2 separate regions of the Homo sapiens genome follow, and region 2 is linked to region 1. The links are chromatin loops, found by intact Hi-C in ENCODE. Cell type or tissue: heart left ventricle. All regions are shown on one strand. Links, peaks and the distances in the headings refer to the core of each region. The heading gives the core; the rest is flanking DNA.

Region 1 (5,474 bases), core at 251-5,250:
AAGGTGGCAGAGAGGAAAGAGCTTGACCCCCGTGGGGTGAGGGAGGATGGAGGATGGGACCGGCGGGCCGGGATGTGTCTGACTGAGCTGCCCAGGTCACCAGCTCAGGCACAGAGGGCTGTTCTGGTGGAAGGAAGTCTGGGGGAACACACCATCAGCTCATTTTGGTGCCAGCCGTGGATGGGGTGGAAATCCAGAGTAGGGAGCAGCAGCTGACGGGAAGTGTGACCTTCACAGAAGGGTGACCGCCACAGCGTGGCCAAACTCCACGAGGCAGTCTAGAGGGAGACAGCGTGACCAGGACAGCTCGCAGCACACACTGAAGCTGCAGTCACTCTGCCTCGCCCTGTGGCCCCTGGACCATGCCCAGGCCAAGCTCTGCCCTCCTGCCCCACCCTTGGGGCATGGTTGGTTTCCCAGCCTCCCTGAGAGCTGCCCCCTAGGCTGTGGGGTGGGCCCTCCTTGGTTTCCACAGACAATTGTCACCCACTGGTAAAGAACTGGTTGAAACCCTTAAAAATGCAAAGGATTTTTATAGAATTTGGATTTCCAGCTTCTCTGGAAATGTTGGAAGATGTGGTAGTGATGACTGCATGTGCGGAACTGCACCCCGATGGGGCGGGTGCCCCGATTCACCCCAGGCCCTGCCGTTTTCTCTGCTCTCCTGCGCCCAACCAGCCTCATCTATTTTCTCACTTGCCGGCGGCTGCAAGCGTCAGTGAGCCCGTGAGCCTGCAATTCTAGCTCAGGTCCATCTCTCCAGTCCTCCCACCCTCCTGGGCCAGCCTCCGCCAGGCCCCCTACCTCCTGCCCCACATACCCATCCTTCCTGCACAGTGAAGGAGCAGGGTACATCCTGATGATGAGGTCCTGCCCCGTAGACCTGGGAGTGAGCTGCTGAATTTCCCTGGAGCGCGTTTCCTCCTCTGCAAACTGAGTGTGTTGCGGATGGAATGGCTCCCTGGATCTGGGCTCACAGCAGGCAGCAGGGGAAGGGTGGGTTAATGAGAGCAGCTGTGACGCGCTGGGCCAGCCCTGGGGTAAATGAAGCCAGGGAACAGAGTGGAGCTGAAGCAATGTGGGCCCTTCCCTCCCTATCTAGATGTCACTGGCCCTGACCACAGACCGGCCAGGCAGAAGCCTCATCATCCCCATTTCACAGATGAAGATCTGGAGCTCGGAGAGGCCAGGACACCAGCCCAAAGCTTTGCTCGAGCCCTGTGCCCTGCCTGCTGACTGCCCCTCCTCTGGCTGCTGTAGCACCTGGCACACCCTCACCCACTGCCCTCAGGGCAAAGCTGTACCCCTGGCCTGGCATTCAAGGACAACCTCTTCCTCCTGAGCGCCTCCTTCCAGACTCACGTGTCACCTCTTCTGAGGAGCCTTCTTCAGCTCCCGCCCCCGCCAGTTTCTCACTTATGGACTCACTGCTCTGTCTTCCTGCCACCTCTCCTCCCACAGTGACCAGCCACATGGCTCCAGTGCCCACCACAGATGCCCTTCCTGACCGGAGGATGTGCAGCCTTGGCTCGCACACCCCTGGTGATGTGGAACTCACTGCTCCCCGGGCAGACTGAGGGGTTTGCAAAGATTTTGTTTAAGCCTGGTCCTTCTCAGGCTAGACCCTCCACCTTGCAGCGCCTGGTTCAATTGTGCCCAGAACCTCCACGTGGCTGGGAAGACGAGGCCTCAGGTTCCAGCCCAGGGAGGGCTCTCAGCTTGGGTGGGTGGGGCTGTGGGCCCCTTTGTCCAGCCACCCGGGGTGGAACTCCAGAGTGGACAAGAGATGGCCAATTCCTCAAGGCTGGGTGCTCCAGGGACACAGGCTTCTCACCTCCCCCTACGCCCTTACCATCCCGGCCCATCTTGGGTGCACCCTCTCTGGATGTTCCCCCTGAAACTCCCCACTTATCAGCATCCTCTTCACCTTCTGACTTCGACTCACACCTCCCTTCCTCAAGGCGGTGCCCCTGACCCCCACCAGGCCAGGTCTGGGTAACGGGAGCCCCGCCTCCTAGCCCTGGCCACGAGGCATAGTGAAGCTGGAATTTGTGGGAGTTTTTTGTTCTGTCTGCCACTCAACCACAGGCTCCAAGTGGGGAGGGACCCCTGGATGTGTTTCCTGCTACCGTATCCCAAATGCCGAAGCGCCTCGTACATAACGAGAACACAGTAAATACCCGCTGAATGGATCAACAACGGTGAAGGGAACGATTCTCTGAATGAACGTCCATCCTGCTGGCTCTCGTGCCCGGCCAGGGAACACTAGAGGGCGCGCTTGACCTGCCGAAGGCTGCCTCCAGCCCTGGCGGACTCTTGCGCTGGACTCCCGCCCTCGGGCCACAGCCTGGGCGATCAGCCAGGACGCTGGCCATTGAGGATGCAGGCCCAAAAGGGGCGCCTTCAGCCTCACAGGCTTCCCTGGCTGGCATTGGTAATGGACAGAGCAGTGGGAACGGTCCCTGAACCCAGTCCGTGTGCCCAACTCTGAAGCTCTCCTGCGTCATCTCCTTGGTTCCCCCAATAGCTGAAGGGGCCGAGGCTTGGCGGGGCCAGGGACGTGCCTGAGGCCACATGGACTATAGACCCCTGGGCCCATTCTGTCTCCACTGCATGGGCTGGACATCGTGCCAGCCCTGGGTCCTGGTCGGGGGCAGCTTCATACCAAAATCACTGCTTTCTCTTTAGTCTATTTGCTTCGAAGACCTGGGCTTGGCTCGGTGACTTTGTGCAGGTCTGTGAACATGTTCTTCCATGTGATGGGGCGAGGATGCTGTGGGGCTGGTCTGTTGCCTGGGGAAGTGGGAGGCGGTTCCAGCCAGTGACCACGCTGCAAACATATCACAGGCAAAACAGCAAAGCGCAGGACCAACCCCCTCTGCTGGGCCCCCTACACTGCTGTCCCTGCTAAGTCTCCTCCCAGAGCTAGGTGTGGACAGGAGGTACCTGGGCTGCTGCCAGGAGGATGCAAAAAACTGCAGCAGATACAGGAGGCATCTGGGAGCCGAGGGCGGAGCAGCAGCTCGGGCCCCACTGACCTGGGGTGGCCGCCTCCTGTGAATGGGCTGCCCCACATGGGACACTCACGGGGACACTGGGGACACAGTGCTGGACCAAGACAAGAGGCTGGACTCAAGAGACTTAGGGCCCTGGGGAGAACGGCCAGCATGGTGGCCCTGGTTGCATCTCCCTGAGGTTCCAGTCTGCGTGCCATTATCAGGGACTCCGGAGTCGGCTTTCATCCGGTCTCAGCTTCACTAGAATCTGGGGATTGTGGGGTGGCACTGTAGGGGTCAGACGGAAATGAGATGGAGGATGTTGAAATCTAAAAACAGATGAATTTGGGATATTTCAGATAAATCGTTTAACTGATTACATTTTTATAATCAAAGCTGTTTTTGAACTACAAGAGTGCAAGAGAGCGTGTGAACGTGCGGTGCTCCATGGGCCTTTCTTGTTCACTTGATTAATTCCAAACCGTCCATCCGAGTCCTTCATTTCAAAATTGGTCCCAGGCCGAGGCCCCGTCTCACAGACCACATTTCAGCCCAGAGCTCTCGCAGTCCCCTGGGGCCCCGGCTGTCGCTGCTCCCAGGACTGAGGCCGGAGATGAAGTGCAGTCACCGCTCCCTCGACTCCAGAGGGGCTTGGGCACGGCGCTCCGGGGCCCAGGAGGTGCCGTGCGTGTGGTTTTGGGTGTGCTCAGAGCTGACCTGTGACGCCTGCCAGCCCTCGTTTCTGTTAGTCATTCAGGCTTCACCAGCAAATTAGTGCAACCGCCTCCTACCCGCACCCCTTCCTCCAGTTTCTGCCCTGTAGCCAAGGAGGCCTTTTCTACTTTTTAATAATTAATTGATTGATTTAAAATTTTATTTTTTAAAACAGACGGGGATTCGGCCAGGATTGGCAGCTCATGCCTGTAATCCTAGCACTTTGGGAGGCCGAGGTGGTCAGATTGCCTGAGCTCAGGAGTTTGAGACCAGCCTGTGCAACATGGCAAAACCCTGTGTCTATTAAAAACACAAAAAAATCAGCCAGGCGTGGTGGTGCGTACCTGTAATCCTAGCTACTTGGGAGGCTGAGGCACGAGAATCACTTGAACCCAGGAGGCGAAGGTTACAGTGAGCCGAGATCATGCCACTGCACTCCAGCCTGGGCGACAGAGCAAGACACTGTCTCCAAAAAAAAAAAAAAAAGATGGGGTTTTGCCATATTGCCCAGGCTGAGCATGCCCTGCTCCGTTCAGCTGCTCCTCTGCAGGGACACCCTGCACAGTGATACAGAACTGGACATTTCATTACCAGGGGAAGATTTAGAAATTCTTCCTAATTTCTAATAACGGCTATGACACGGAGGTATGAATGAGGAATAGGAGAGGAGGTGAAATGAAGAAATGGACTTTTAAGTTTAAGTTAGACTTAGTTTTTGTTTTTCTTTTTTCGTAAAGCAGGAAAGCATCCTAACACTTTGATACCAGGGGTGGAATACAATAGTTGGGAAGGGAGCAGCAGGGCTGGATACAGACAGGTATGAGCAGGAGAAACCAAACATCCTCTCCAAGTATGTGTTTCTGGGGGTGGTCTGAGAAGCACTCTCCTGCCAATAAGCAGCCCATCCTGGCCCCGGCCCTGCTACTGTAGACAGCTTGAGAGGCTGGCTGGTTGGTGTGAGGGAGTAGGGTCACATAGCCTGGGTGCTAATCCAGGCTTTGGCATGCAAGCAGGCCGTGTGTCTCAGCTAAGTCCTGTCACCCTCTGAGCTCAGATTTCTCATCTGTCAGGTAGGGTTGAAACCACTAGCCTCCCATGGTGAGACGGCATGCATGAGTGCGCACCCAGCAAGCACTCAATACTTGCACCTGCTTCCCTGGCACATTGGAAGGGCTTTGGGAGATGAAGGGTGACAGTCTTTTCTTCTCTGTTCCCAAAGGAAGCACCATGAGTGGGGGATCTCCAACCCCTTGGCAGTCTATCTCTGGGGACAAGTGATTTTTCTTTTTTCTTTTTTTTTTGAGACATGGTCTCGCTCTGCTCTGTCACCCAGGTTGGAGTGCAGTGGCGTAATCTTGGCTCACTGCAACCTCTGCCTCCTGGGTTCAAGTGATTCTCCTGCCTCAGCCTCCCAAGTAGCTGGGACTACAGGCATGTACCACCACACCTGGCTAGTTTTTGTATTTTTATTTTTATTTTTTTTGGTAGAGACAGGGTTTCACCGTATTGGCCAGGCTGATCTTGAACTCCTGACCTCAAGTGATCCATCCGCCTTGGCCTCCAAAAGTGCTGGGATTACAGGCGTGAGCCACCGCGCCCGGCCGGGACAAGTGATTTCTATAAACACAGAGTCAAGTTCCATCCCCCAGCCCTCGCCTCTGTCTTGGTTCTACTTGGTGCAGCTCTGGGAGCTTCTTTGGCTTCACTTCCTATCGTTTCCTGTCACCTGCTCACTCACTCCTGCCACACTGACCTTGAGTGTAC
Region 2 (5,474 bases), core at 107-5,106, 150 kb after region 1:
GGTAAGGGCCCAGCCCTGGGACAGTCGTGCTGAGTGCCTGCCTGGGACAAGTGCCCCAGGGCCCTCCCCTGCTCTTCCTTGAGGTCCTGGGCACAGGCTCCCTTTCAGCTGTTCTGCTGACCTGTTTGGTCCTTACCCCCCTTGCAGTGGTCACTAGGACTCCCCAGAGCTCCCTTCACCCACCAACCAATTCTGGCAACTCGAATCCACCACACCCCTTACTACTGGTAGCCCTGGACTGCTGAGACCATGGTAGCTGGAGTTCCCTTGGTTTCCCTCTCCGAGAGGTTTATTTCCCTCCTGACACCAAATGCAATGGTGTCTTTTCCATCCTCCTTCCTCCAACACCAACCAGAAGTCCCACAGTTCAGTTCCATCCTGACACTACTGGAAGTTGGTATGGACTCCGCAGGTTTAAGGCCCAGTCCCCCAAGACTGCTCCCACCGCAGAACCCAGCTGTAAGCTCTGGGCCACCAACTGCCAATAAATCAGGGGCTCCCACGACCGCCTCCTCAGGCTCGGTGATTTGCTAGAGTGTTTCACAGAACTCAGGAACACATCCTACTTACATTTACCAGCTTAGAAAGAATACAAATGAACAGCCAGATGAGGGGGTCCACAGGGCAGTGTCTAGGGCGGTCCTGAGGCAGGAGCTTCTTCTGTCCCTGTGGAGTTGGGGTGGGGTCGCCACCCTCCTAACACATGGAAGCTCTCGGAACCTCGTTGCTGAGGGTTTTTATGGAGGCTTTACTACGGGCACAGTTGATCAGATCATTGGCAATTGGTGATTAAACTCAACCTCCAGCCTCTTTCCCCACCCCAGAAGTGGAGGGTGGGGCTGAAAGTTCCAGTCCTCTGACCCGCAGCTCTCCAGGGGCCCTGAGCCACCAGTCACGTCATTACATACAAAGACACTCCTATCACTCTGAATAGTCCAAGGATTTTAGAGTTCTGTGTCAGAACCAGGGATAAATACCAAATACTTATTTTTACCACACTCTCATTCATTTAACCCTCTGTTAATGGCTGAATTGTGCCCCCTTAAATTCACATATTGACGTCTTAACCCCCAGTACCTTAGGAGATTACTGTTTTTGGAGATGGAAACTTTAAGTGATTAAGTTAAAATGAGGTCGTGTGTCCTAATCCAACAGGACTGGTGTCCTTACAACAAGAGAAGATGAAGACACAGACACACACAGAAGGACGGCCATGTGAGGACACAGGGAGAGGCAGCTACCTGCAAGCCAAGGAGAGAGGCCTCAGGAGAAACCAGCCCTGCCCACACCTTGATCTCAGAGCTCCAGCCTCCGGGCCTGAGAAAATAAATGTCCATTGTTGATGCCATCCCAACTGGTACTTTGTTATGGCAGCGCACACACTCACACACCCTCCCAATGCCTCAGGAAACAGCGACTGTCATCTTCTCCACTTTCCAGATAGGGAAATCAAGGCTTAGAGAAGTGGGCTGCCCCAGGTCACACACTGATGCCCCAGGTCACACTGTGGGTCAGTGGCAGGCTGGGCTTTTCTGCTGGCCTCTGCAGCCTTCTTGGGTACCTCCTCCTCACGTACTCACTGGCCCCGAGGCACTGTTCTCCAGGACAGATGCAGCAACCACACATGGTCCCACCAGGACAGCGCCCCTGCAGCACGGTGGCCTCGGGCAAAATGCCTGGACCAGGACTTGGACATTGGGCGGCTGTGTGACAGGCATGGACTCTCACATGTCTGAACCTCACACCTCATCTGTAAAATGGTGAGGTTGGGTGAAGATCAAAGGAGAGGAGGGGCAGCTGAGCCCCAGCCTGGGGCCTTCCCTGGGGCCTTCCACTGGCGCTCTTCCTGGGACCCCAGCTGGGCGCCTGGCCTTGCATCCCAGGTGGGTAATCTGGAGACAGTGGGGGGCTCTGGCCCTGGTGCTGCTGAGGGAGGGAAGAATCTGACCCTACCTGTGCCCCTCTAGAGGCCGGTGCCTCCCCAACATCTCCACTTCACCGCTGAGGAAACTGAGGCCTGGGATGGTGGAGGGCTGTGGGGTATCATTTTCTTAGGGCCCCAGTGCTAGAGCTTAATGGAGATGGGATTCCAGCTCAGGGCTGGTTTCAAAGCCTCTGCCCGCTGCAGGAAGGCAGGCATCCACTTCTGAACCCTCGGTCTCAGCCCTTGCAGGGCAGCCCAGCCCCGACCCTGCCGCCGGTCAAGACTGTGTTTCCCAGGGGCCTCTGCTGCAAGGGAGGGGGTCGGCACCCGTCCAGCACCGCTCGCTCGATTTCCAGCCAGCACCGGATGCAGGCGCTGTGTGCCCAGCGGGGCGAGCAATAATCTTTTCGTCTATTCCTGGCTCCTGGAGATTTGCCTCTCTCTGGGGAAATTACTTTGGGGTCACAGTGAAATTTCTGTGACAGCTAATAAAGTAACCTTTCTGTTTCTGGAACCAGATCCTGGAGTCCGGGACCCCTGTGGGCTCTGTATTGTATTTTTTTCTCCTCTTTTAATCTCCGGATGAGGTGAAAGAAGGGAATGGGAGTGTGGCTCATTCCCAGCTGAACGGGACTTCCTGGCCCAGGCTGGCTCTGACATTTGCAAACATGGAGCTCAGGGACCACGGTGTCACCACTGGAGCCCCAAGTGATCTTCACCTATATGTGGGGTGATTCAGGAGTCCCAACTTCAACCCTCCACTTGGCAAACCTGGGTGCGGAGCCCTGAGCTGGGCACAGAAAGGCAGCCCAGCCCTGGGGTGCAGACCACGCATGGCTCACAGCAGCTGCCATGGTGGCGTTCCATCCCAGCTCTGCCACCTGACCTCAGGCGAGTTACTGAGCTCTCTCAGACTGAGTTACTTCACCTGCAAAACTAGATAACTACAGGATGCATCTCGTGGGCTTCCCGGGCAGCTGCAGAATTTCTGATGAGGAAAAGCGAGGGGGAGGGAGGTGATCTGGTTTCAGGGTGTTGAGAGGGAAAGCTGCTTTTGAAGCCGCAATTGCATGCAGGGCCCTGTTTACCTTAGATGGTATGTTTTGGAGGTGGCCCTGGAGAGGGCACCCCCATCCCCCTCAACTTCCCGGACCTGTCACTGAGGACTGAGTCAGATGACGCGCAGAATCGTCTAACACGATGCTTGCCACATAGGTAGCACAGAAAATGTTGATGCCACATCATTTTAGGACTGTTTGACTCTTGCCCGGGATGAGTTTACAGAACAAGAGGGAGGCAGCCACACAGCGGTCATTACAAGTGCGCCAAATGTGCTGGGCATCGTGGGCATGCACAGCAAGCATGCTTAATTCTGCCTGGGCACTGAAGGCCGACTTCACGGAGCTGGTGACATTTTAACTGAGGCACGAAGGATGCGCCTGGCCTCAACAGGCTGAGTGGGAGGGGAGAGGGAGGTCAACATGAGCAAAATGGGGGCATAGCAAGGACCCTCCTGGAAAAGTTGGGGGTGAGGTAGCCCAGACCCCTGAAAACCATCCTAGGAGGGGATGCTGAGTCCCAAACCCAGATGTCTGGTGTTTAGTGCTATGGACAGTGTGGGAAGTGAGAGAGACAGAGGCAGAAAGACCAGAGAGGAGGCTGCCCCCATCCCAGGCAGCCGGTGTCCAGGTCAGCGGTTGTGGCGAGCACGGGGAGAGGGCAAGAACCTCAGGACCCTGCAAGGCTGCATTGGGGGGTGGGGTCGGGGTGGCTGGAAGGGGAGGGCAGGAAGAGCAGGTGCAGAGGGTGGGGTACGTTTCAAAGGGAGAAGGCACAGAACACCAACTACGGTCCAAACCACCTGGAAACACACTGTGTGTTCTTCCCAAAATGTGCCATTGTCAAGGATGCCCTAGGGCTGACTCGGAACAAGAGCTCCAGAATGCTGAGCGAGGTGCTGCTTCCCTGTGGCATCCCTGTGCAGCGGTGGTGACCAGCTAAGCCCTCCTTACTGAACAAAGAGGTGGGAACTCAAAGATAAACTCTGCTCATTCCTCATTACCCGTCCAGGCCACAGAGCTCACAGCTAACATTTATTGGGTACTTACCATGTGAAGACACAGTGCCAAGCCCCTGGCAGGCTTGGTAAAAACTCTTGAGAAGTGTTACCCCCATTTTGCAAAAGAAGAGACTGGGGGTCAGAGAGGTTTCACTTCTCAGTTAAAGCTGCACAGTGGTAGACGGTGGAGCTGGGGTCGACCTGGCCTGCACAATTGACAGAACGCATTCAGAGCCTCATCTCTCGAATTGCTTGTTTCCTGGTGATCCCCCTCCCTAAGATCACAAGGCTGTGTAGAACAGGGATTTGAACCTGGGACTGTCTATTGCCAAGTCATATATTCTTAATACCCTGCCCTCCACCTCAGTGGAGTATAATCTTGTTCTTTTATCTAATTCCTGGTGGGAGCAAGCCTCGGCCAGGAGGTCATTCAGCTGGGAGTGAGCCACACTCCTGTTCCTGCCCTTCACCTCATCTGGTGATTAAAAGAGAAAAACATACAATACACAGCCCACAGGGGTCCTGGGCTCCAGGATCTGGTTCCAGAAACAGAAAGCTTACTTTACTGGCTGTCACAGAAATCTCGCTGTGACCCTAAAGTAATTTCCCCAACCTCTGGCTCTTTAGGACCTACCTGGGATGAAACAGGGTGCCAGGAGAGGTTGCAGGAGCAGAACTGAGCCGGGTCCAGGGAGCAGGAGGTCGCCAGGATCTGGTCCACTTCTATGGAATCCCCAAGCCCAGCAGGAGCCTCCCATGCCACAGTTGCCAGTGGATGAGTGGATGTGTGGTGGGGAGGAGGGTAGAAGGCTGTATGAGCTGGGCCCCAGCCGCTATCTGCCCAGCAAGGCATGTGGCCTGCCCAGGGGTCAGTCCAGCCTCTGAGCATATGGCCCTGGTCCCACTGAGTTCTCAGGGCCCAGGCCCTGAGGGTACCCACTGTCCCACCTGGATCACACAGTCATGGCCCCGTACTCCCCTACTTCCCTGCTGCTCACCTGGCCCCTCTGTGGCCAGACCTACGTCTCCATCAGTCCCAGGGCCAGCTCCTTCCCAATGTTCATCAGCCAAGATGCGGGAGTCAAGAAGCAAACCCAGTCCTGGAGGGTGCTTGTGGGACGGGACCCAGGACCCCAACCAGCAAGGGGCCTGGGGGGAGGTGGGATGTGGGGTCAGCCTCGGCTGGGCTGAGCTGCTCATGCCTGGTCTGAGTGCCCACCATGGGCTCAGAGGCCCCTGACCACCACAGTGATTAAACTTGAGGTTTAGGCAGGGCTGCTGCTTAGGCCTCAAAAAAATCTCAGCTAATGTGTCTTAATTCCCTGGAAGAGGACCTGGGGCCAAAGATGTGCAGGGGCACAGCTCCTCTGTGGCACCTGTCCCCATCCTCAGATCCTCTGCTGTGGTCCAAACCAAAGAATTAAGGGATTAAGTGTGAAGAACACAGACAGCACCTAGAGAACTGAAGACACCAGGGCACTTGGTAACACA

Evidence for each region. A loop is a pair of places that touch in the nucleus more often than their neighbours do. Peaks named below come from ENCODE experiments on the same cell type or tissue, not always from the same donor. Only the 100,000 strongest peaks of a DNase experiment are listed, where the experiment ranks them.
Region 2: it touches region 1 in a loop (2.1-fold over the local background); 4 of 110 quality-filtered maps call a loop at or near these places.

The regions. Positions count from the first base shown.
Region 1 is chr5:178,277,873-178,283,346 of GRCh38, forward strand. All of the region lies in intron 5 of COL23A1 (collagen type XXIII alpha 1 chain), which reads right to left. Among named protein-coding and RNA genes, the nearest start is that of PHYKPL, 48 kb to the left of the region's middle. In heart left ventricle, for the core only: a CTCF peak has its summit at 2,275 (motif pointing right); DNase peaks (open chromatin) are centred at 2,309 and 3,589.
Region 2 is chr5:178,432,738-178,438,211 of GRCh38, forward strand. All of the region lies in intron 2 of COL23A1 (collagen type XXIII alpha 1 chain), which reads right to left. Among named protein-coding and RNA genes, the nearest start is that of COL23A1, 150 kb to the right of the region's middle. RefSeq lists an enhancer at 4,403-4,906. In heart left ventricle, for the core only: a CTCF peak has its summit at 2,311; a DNase peak (open chromatin) is centred at 2,254; H3K4me3 peaks cover 404 bases; H3K27ac peaks cover 667 bases.